2 separate regions of the Homo sapiens genome follow, and region 2 is linked to region 1. Evidence: read pairs that join two places in POLR2A ChIA-PET (ENCODE). Cell type or tissue: GM12878. All regions are shown on one strand. Each heading gives the region's core, and the rest is flanking DNA. Links, peaks and the distances in the headings are about the cores only.

Region 1 (4,404 bases), core at 316-4,315:
ATGTGGTTGGTTTGTTTTATTGAGCTTCAAGTGTGTTTTACCTATATTGTATATTCGTCTTAGCTCCTGAAAAAAAAATATTTTAACTAGTCTCTAGGCTTCTAAATCTTTTTTACAACCAAGAAAAGAATAACTATCTAATATCTATATAATAATAAAATAATAACTATCTAACCCTAGGTAATTTATGTAATCATTCCGAACCTGTGTTCTTGTCTTTCACATGGGGATAGAAATGTCTACCTTACTGCCCTTCAGATAATTGGTAGATGGTCTGAATGCAATACCATATTTGAATGAACACAGAAGAAGTAAAATGTGTGGTACAAAAATGCACAGTATCATTTTTTTCACATTGATTATGTGATTGACTAACCAGTAAGTCAATGTCTATGTATTCTGATGTAATTTGATCTACATTCTGGGATGGCTCCAGAGAAAGATTACTTTCTCCTGGTAGCTATAGAAAACAGAAAGAAGCCATATATTACAAAAGTCCAGGCTCTGAAAAATTTCCTTTTGACAAGCAAGCACAGCAGCTGTTACTACTTACCGTCTAAGACATTCAATGAAGTGGTTCATATCAATGGACCGAATGGGGACATTGCTCCAAAAAGGCACCCTTGCACAGAGAAGCTCATCAGTCTAAACAAAGATAACAAGGGGAAGGAGTAAAATATTGCACTCCAGCCTGGGCAACAAGAGCGAAACTACGTCAAAAACAAAACAAAACAAAAACAAACAAAAAACTCCAGAGCCAATTATGAGGACCTCAAGAAAACCAATCTCATTTCTTAATAATCATACTTCATTTTTAACTCAAAATTTATGGACCAGGTCTATCACTCTTTTTTTTTTTTTTTTCCTGAGGCAGAGTCTCACTTTGTCACCCAGGCTGGAATGCAGTAGCACAGTCTCGGCTCACTGCAACCTCTACCTCCCAGGTTCAAATGATTCTCCTGCCTCAGCCTCCCAATTAGCTGGGACTACAGGTGCATACTATCACGCCTGGCTAATTTTTGTATTTTTTGTGGAGATGGGGTTTTGCCACTTTGGCCAGGCTGGTCTCAAACTCCTGGCCTCAAGCAATCCACCTGCCTCAGCCTCCCAAAGTGCTGGGATTACAGGTGTGAGCCACTGCACCCAGTCTATCACTCATCATATTCACTTCATTTGGCTCTAAGTGATGTTTGGTTTACTTGGTTGGCTATTCCCAACCAAGTAAATTTGAATATGCGCCACAGGTTATGTAGGCAGTTTCCAAGTGTCTTTGAATAATTGTTCAATTACTTCAAAGAGATGATACACATGCTTAAGTTCTGGTATATTGGTTTTAAACCAATGTGCTATGGTTTGAATGTTTTTGTTCCCTCCAATATGCATGTTGAAACTTAATCCCTAATGCAACACTGCTGGGAGGTGTGGCCTAATGGGAGGTGTTTAGTGCTGCTATAAAAAGGGTTCGTGTAGTGGGTTTGCTCTTTTTTTGCTCTTCTGCTATGTGAGGAAGCATGATAGGCCCTCACCAGACACGAGATGTTAGCACCTGATCTTGAACTTCCCAGCCTCCAGAAGTGTGAGAAATACATTTCTGTTTGTTATAAATTACCCAGTCTGTGGCATTTTGTTATAGCAGCACAAAACAGATAAGAGACAATGTTATCACTAATTTTCAGCTGTGTATAGATAGATCGTTGGAGCAAAATAAATGGAATTGAAGCTAAGACAAATATTGTAGCCTTGCTTCATTGTTAGAATTGTGTAACTGTCCACTTATGTGCTCTGTCTCTGCCTCAGTTCTTGGGGCCTTCTTGAGTCCTGGGAGCAAATATTTGCAGAATATCTATGGAATATTCAACTCCTTACTTTGATTTTTAAGAACTCGAGGCCAGGGCCAGGCACAGTGGCTCACGCCTGTAATCCCAGCACTTTGGGAGGCCGAGCCAGGTGGATCATTTGAGGTCAGGAGTTCGAGACCAGCCTGGCTAACATGGTGAAAACCCACCTCTACGAAAAATACAAAAATTAGCTGAGCAAGGTGGTACACACCTGTAATCCCAGCTACTCGGGAGGCTGAGGCAGAATTACTTGAACCCGGGAAGCAGAGGTTGCAGTGAGCCAAGATCTGGCCACTGCACTCCAGCCTGGCAACAGAGTGAGACTCTGTCTCAAAAAAAAAAAAAAAAAGAGAGAGAGAACTTGAGGCTAGGCACAGTGGCTCACACCTGTAATCTCAACACTTTGGGAGGCAAAGGTGGGAAGATCACTTGAGCCCAGGAGCTCAAGACCAGCCTGGACAACATGGCAAAACCCTGTCTCTACAAAAAATACAAAGATTAGCCATGTCTGCTGGTGTGCACCTGTAGTTCCAGCTACTCAGGAGGCTGAGGCAGGAGGATTGCTTGAGCCCAGGAGGTTGAGGCTGCAGTGAGCCATGATTGTGCTACTGCACTCCAGCCTGGGTGACACAGTGACAGAGTGTGACACAATGACAGATAAATTTTTAATATTTCTATTAAAAATATACAGCCTCCAAAAAAAGAACTTTAAGAGTGTCTTATACAATTTTGGCTCTCACAAAGCACCTAATGCCTCACACCTAGTAGAATCATAGGATTCATAGGCTGCTAGATCTAGAAAGAGCCTTGGGAGGGGAAAACTCAGAAAGAGGAAGTGATGAGTCTTGATTACACAGGGAGTTGGTGTTGTAGGAGGCTTCCAAACTCAGAACTTCATACTTCTCAGTCCACTGCTGTTGTCAGCATACCACATTTGAATAAATAAACTAAGATCTCTCAATTGCTTATTTGCATAGACATTCGGTGTGAGTTGGCAGTCTTGTTTTTGTAACTCCCCTGGCCTCTGGTTTACTGCTGCAAATACATTACAATTGGTATAATGTTCCCAGTCCAAGCCTCTGCCACTCATTTCCTGGCATGATACTGCATACATACTTTTCTTGATATGTAGGCAAAAGCCAGCAGAATCTCCTATTGTAATCCCCAGGAGTCAGTGTCAAATACTTAAAATAAATAAATAAATACATTCACCGTATTAGTCATAATAACACACCCTTAATTTCACTTCATTCAAACAATAATGTTAGCAGAAATTAATGACATCTTTTGGATCAACATAAGCAGAGATAAGCCCAAACAAATAATCTAGTTAGTTTACCTCTAACCCATAGGGGGTAGTAAGTAAACATTGTCCAATTGGCAGTAACACTCAAAATATGACGTTGGGTTCAACCACAGTGTTGGTTTAAATTATAATATATTGTAATTATCTTAGGTAAAATTCCACCCAGAAGAACCAAATTTTAATATTTAATAAAATGCTACCACAAAGTACAAATTAGCTAGTTATTTGGGGTCACTTTTCAATTCATAAAAAATACCATGAGTTCTAGTTGACATTTTTTTTCTTTTTTTTTTTTTTTTTTTTTTTGAGAAGGAGTCTTGCTCTGTCGCCCAGGCTGGAGTGCAGTGGCGCGATCTCGGCTCACTGCAAGCTCCGCCTCCTGGGTTCACGCCATTCTCCTGCCTTAGTCTCTCTAGTAGCTGGGACTACAGGCACCCGCCACCACGCCCGGCTACTTTGTTTGTATTTTTTTTTTTTTTTTTTTTTTAGTAGAGACGGGGTTTCACCTTGTTAGCCAGGATGGTCTTGATCTCCTGACCTCGTGATCCGCCCGCCTCGGCCTCCCAAAGTGCTGGGATTACAGGCATGAGCCACTGCGCCCGGCCCCCTAGTTGACATTTCTAAATGACGCAAATATCTATTGCCACAAATCTTTACCATCCCTTGTGTCCTAATTCGTGGAAATATGCTGTGGTTTAGCAAAACATAGCCTTTGGAGACTGTCAGTTCCCATAGTATCTCAGGTAGTGACTCTGAATTGGATTATCTCCCTTTAGATAATAAATCCAAAAGTCTCTTGTTTTTCTGAATTCTCTACATAGCGTATCCTCTGTATTTATCTCTCTTACCTCCTCACTTATCACTGATCCTGAAAGGAATTCAAAATATTCAAAATAGCTCACAAAACCCAACCCAACCTACAGCCTCAAAGAGAAATGTCGGAGTCTAGGATGCAAACTCTACAATCAGACCCACTTCTATAATGTAAACAAATGACACTGTCTTGCACATGATAGGAAGTAGACCCAGAGAATCCATCATTTGAGGAAAGACATGGAGACATAAATCTCCTCTGGAATCATTAACATTTTAAAATGAACTTGTAGATATTAATATGTTGCTGTTAATGACATGAAAGGGTTTCGTGCCAGGTATTTAAGTGAAAGCAGAGTACAAAATAGTATGTACATTGTAATTATATGTAATTATATATACATACACATATAATTACAACGTACATGTACGCACATATATGTAATG
Region 2 (4,404 bases), core at 83-4,082, 930 kb after region 1:
TCTTAATTTGTTCATTAGCTCTAATAGCTTTTAGTAGATTTTTAATATTTCCTTTTTATATTTTCTGTATATGAGATTACATTTTCTGTGGCTAGAGATAGTTTTACTTCTTCCTTTCAAATTTGGGTGCTTTTTATGAAGAAATATTTTGAAAGTCGCCAGAGAAAAATGACAATTTACATACAGATGGACAACAATTCAAATGTCCATGGACTTCTAATCAGAAGCTATGGAGACCAGAAGACAGTGGAATGAATGACATCTTAAAGAACTAAAACACAGAAGCAAACACTCATCCAAGAATTCCACATTGAGCAAAAATAGTTCTCAAGAATGAAGGCAAAATAGAAAATATTTCCATCCATCAGTACCGTAATAACATTAGTCACCAGCAGACCTACGCTACAATAACTACTGAGGGAATTTCTTCGGGCAGAGTAGAAATAATACCAGTTAGAAACTCAGATATTTTGGAATAAATGAAGATTATTGAAAAGGGTAGAGATCTTAGCAAATACAAAAAACTTTTTTCTCTTAATTAAAAAAATAAAGGGGACTTCCACTTTCACCCCTAACATGTAAGGAGCTTGAAAGTTGCCATTCGCATCCTTACAATGAAAAAATGCTGGACAGTAAATAGAAAACTGATGACTTTTCTTAGCCTCAGAGAATTGAGATGGCAGAACAACCCAACATCTCAAAAGCTGGAGAGATAGGCGCATTCATATCTGCTTATCTAATGAAGACCTGCTGGAAACCATAAACAGTATGACTATTTAATTAATTCTCTAGTAATTATGAAAAATTACTGGAGATTAAATGTGAACTAGTGTGAGAGTGAGAAGTTTATGAGGGGGAAAATCATAGAGGGGCTCTCCACACTTTTGTGGGCTTTTCCTCCAGGAATTGCACAATATTCTCATAATGAGAATTAGGAAAATCCTTTCAGTGGCTCTGACAGGAGGAGGGGAGAAAAAGAACAAAATATACAATAACTATAAGATAATATCAAAGGAGGTAAAAAATCTAGTTAGAATCCCAGAAAGAGAAGAAAGAGAAAAGATAGCATAAGACATTTTTGAAGCATTAAATGACCAAGAACATCACAAATTAGTGACAGATACCAAACTACAAATCCAGTAAGTTCAGAGAACACCAAGAAAGATAAGTACCGAACACACACACACACACACCCCTGGGCATTTTGATTCAGACTGCAAAAATCAAATGCAAAGAGAAAATCTTGAGTGAAGACAAAGTGCAGGGAGGCAAAACACCTTATCTATAGATGAAGAAAATGTAAGGCTTATAGTAGACTTGTCAGAATCCATACAAGTGAGAAGAGAGTGAAGTGAAATCTTCATACTGTTTAAAGAAATTTCTACCAATATATAATTTTATATCCAGTGAAATTGTCCTTCAAAGGTGAAGCAAGGTAGTCAGTGATCTTTTGGGTGTGATTTCAGGATCCCAAACTGGCTTTCATATGACCAATAATAGGGTCCCATATTACTGCAGATGCCAAAAGTCAAAGCACGATAAGTATGAGTAAAGTAATTTTCACTTTTTACTGTTTGTAGACAATGTCCATCTTTCAATTAAATAGCCAGACTTCCATTAAACTCTGGTAACATGTCAAGCCCTGTGCTAAGCTGGTGCTCTGTATTCATTTGCTCAGGCTGCCATAACTAAATACCACAGACTAGATGGCTTAAACAACAGGAATTTGTTTTCTCACAATTCTGGAGGCTAGAAGTCTAAGATCAAGGTGCTGGCATGGTCAGTTTCTGGCAAGGGCTCTCTTCCTGGCTTGCAGACAGCTGCCTTTTCACTATTATGTTGCAGGGTGAGAGAGTGTGTCTCTTCGTATAAGAATGCAAATCTTACTGGATCAGGACCCCACCCTTATGACCTCATTTAACCTTAATTACCTCCCATAATGGCCCTATCTCAAAATACAGTCACATTGGGGGTTTCAACCTATGAATTTTAGTGAGACAAAAATTTTCACTCCATAGCAAGCTCCAAGATAAATATAAGAATCATTGTTACATAAAATCTTCATGTACCCAACAGAAAAAGGCAAATGAACCTCAGTGAGGAGAGATGTAATCTATTAATTTTCACTTTAAAATTTGATAAAATAAATGGGAAGAGAGGGAACTTAAACTGCACTTTGAGATTTTTACTTGATTCCCACAGATCATAGCTTAGCAGCAGTGTATGTAAAAGACAGTTTGAAGTTAACACTCATTCAATAGGTATCCACAATTAGCCATAGATAAAAAAGCTGCTATCTGTTTAGATTATATTTACAGGAGAAAAATTTCCAAAATGAGGGAGGCAATAACCCTGCTGCTCTCTGTCCTTTCAAGATGACACCTGGAATACAGTACTTTGCTCATTTCTGGGGCCAGAATACATGAAAGTTATGAATAAACTGCCACATACCCGGATGTGTGACCAGGGGGGGTAAGGAATGCAAAACCATACCATATAAGGAATAGCTGAAGAAACTGGTAAGAGCTGACCTAAAGAACGGAAAACTAAAAGGTTTATAAGCTCTGCATTGAAACATATGAATAATACATAAATGAAACTTTCATTTTGGAGACATAATTAGGTTAATTATAAACAAGAACACTCAGTCAGAGCTATCTGAAGATGGAATGGGTTGAGTTTGAACATAATGAGTTCTCTTTCATTAATGGTATATAAGTACCAGCTAGATGACCACAGGCAAGGATATTATAGAAGGAATTGTGGTAACAACTGGGGGTTGGACTAGTAAACCTTGCAGAATTCTTCCAACTTGAAGATTCTCAAAGGGTATGATTCTTAAGATCACCAGAGGATTGTCTCTTTTACAAAATAATCTATCAACAGTTCTTATTTAAATATTAAGTAACTCTGTTGGATTTAATATGAAATTGTTTTCTAATTGGGTAAACTGAGGCACTTCTTAAACCTTCCCTGCTATGTTTCTTTGGTTTTTGTACTGAAACTCTTCTTTATCGCTAACCATTTTCAGTAGTGGGTATGACACAAGCCCACCTGCACATCACATTTTATTGCCCCGTGACAGGGCTCAATTGATTAGTAAGTGTTTTTGACAACTCATTCTATGCTTAGCACTGGATAGGGCCTGTGAGGTGATAGAAGTCTCAGACAGAAACCCTGTCCCCAAGGATTTCCATTCTCCTTCAGGAGTCTGTACAAACACAAAGGCTCAAGGGAACGGCCCAGGCTCTAGGATTTCCCATAGGGGAGGTTGATGTGAACAAGAGTGGTCAAGGGTAAAAAACATGAGCTGATACGTCCAAGAGTGAATTTGTATTTATCATCTGCTTCTCTTTCTTGTGTCCCCAACTTAGCGAATGGTACCACTATGCATCAAGTTTCCAAACAGAAACTTGAGAGTCATCCTTGATACCACCTTATTTCTTCTACTGAAACTATCAAATCTATGGATAGATAATGCCAATTTTACTCCCATCTCTTAAATATATATTTTCTATTACACCTGCCACCACTGTAGTCAATGTTGCTTAGAAAAATGCCTCATCTACTAACTTGTCTCCCTGCCTCTCCTTATTCTATTCATTCTCCACACTGTAGATTGAATAATCTTTCTCAACTCCAACATGAGGATACCACTCTTCCATTTCACACTCCTTGATATGATGTTAAAAGCCATTTGTAACCTGGCTCAAGCATCTCTATCCACTATCATTGTCTTGTTTGTTTTATCTTCTATGTTCATGATGTACTTAAATTATTTTAAATGCTGAAATTTCTTCCCATACTCTCACTTACCTTCAGACCTTTCTGCCTTGTAGCTCTTTCTACATGGAGTACTCTCCCGACTGTGCCCAGAGCATCCCAAAGTATCTTTCAAGTCTCTTCTTAGATGTTATTTCCTTCGAGAATCAAGTCCTGATTATCTTTCCAAGTCTGCATGGCTTCCTTTTGTCCAGACTATTAATATCCTGTATTTTCCGCTATCGTATGGCCCTTTCCAAACTACAGTGTAATGACCTGCTTAATTGCCTGTGAGTTCTGTGAAGGCAGAGACTTTAGCGAATTTGTTTAGACAGACTTTTTAATGTATATTCAGTTACTAGCACTTTACTTAGCACATAGTAGGCATTCAATAAATTGTTGAATAAATAAGGGTAAGACATGCCAGAACATGGAGGGAAACCAGCATCAACCAAGGCAAATTGATTGAAATAAACATAGTATGTGTATTATAGGAAAGTAGGCAGGAAGGGCATGTTGTATGAAATGAGCAGAACTGCCTGATAATAGTCAAGAAGATGCATGTAAGAATGTTGGCAGTCAAGGTTGGAGAGGCAGAGTGGGGTACATTATGGAGGACCTTGAATGTTAGAGTAAGAAATC

Evidence for each region. ChIA-PET counts read pairs that join two places held together with the same protein. Peaks named below come from ENCODE experiments on the same cell type or tissue, not always from the same donor. Only the 100,000 strongest peaks of a DNase experiment are listed, where the experiment ranks them.
Region 2: POLR2A ChIA-PET joins it to region 1 with 5 read pairs; 1 of 35 experiments calls an interaction of 5 or more read pairs at or near these places.

The regions. Positions count from the first base shown.
Region 1 is chrX:132,235,861-132,240,264 of GRCh38, reverse strand. RAP2C-AS1 (RAP2C antisense RNA 1) reads right to left here. Exons shown (of 3, transcript NR_110410.1): 2 at 554-645. Among named protein-coding and RNA genes, the nearest start is that of RAP2C, 19 kb to the right of the region's middle. RefSeq lists a silencer at 2,770-3,064. In GM12878, for the core only: no CTCF peak of the experiment used is centred there; a DNase peak (open chromatin) is centred at 2,766.
Region 2 is chrX:131,304,202-131,308,605 of GRCh38, reverse strand. No RefSeq gene overlaps it. Among named protein-coding and RNA genes, the nearest start is that of IGSF1, 17 kb to the right of the region's middle. RefSeq lists an enhancer at 1,260-1,759. In GM12878, for the core only: no CTCF peak of the experiment used is centred there; a DNase peak (open chromatin) is centred at 2,386.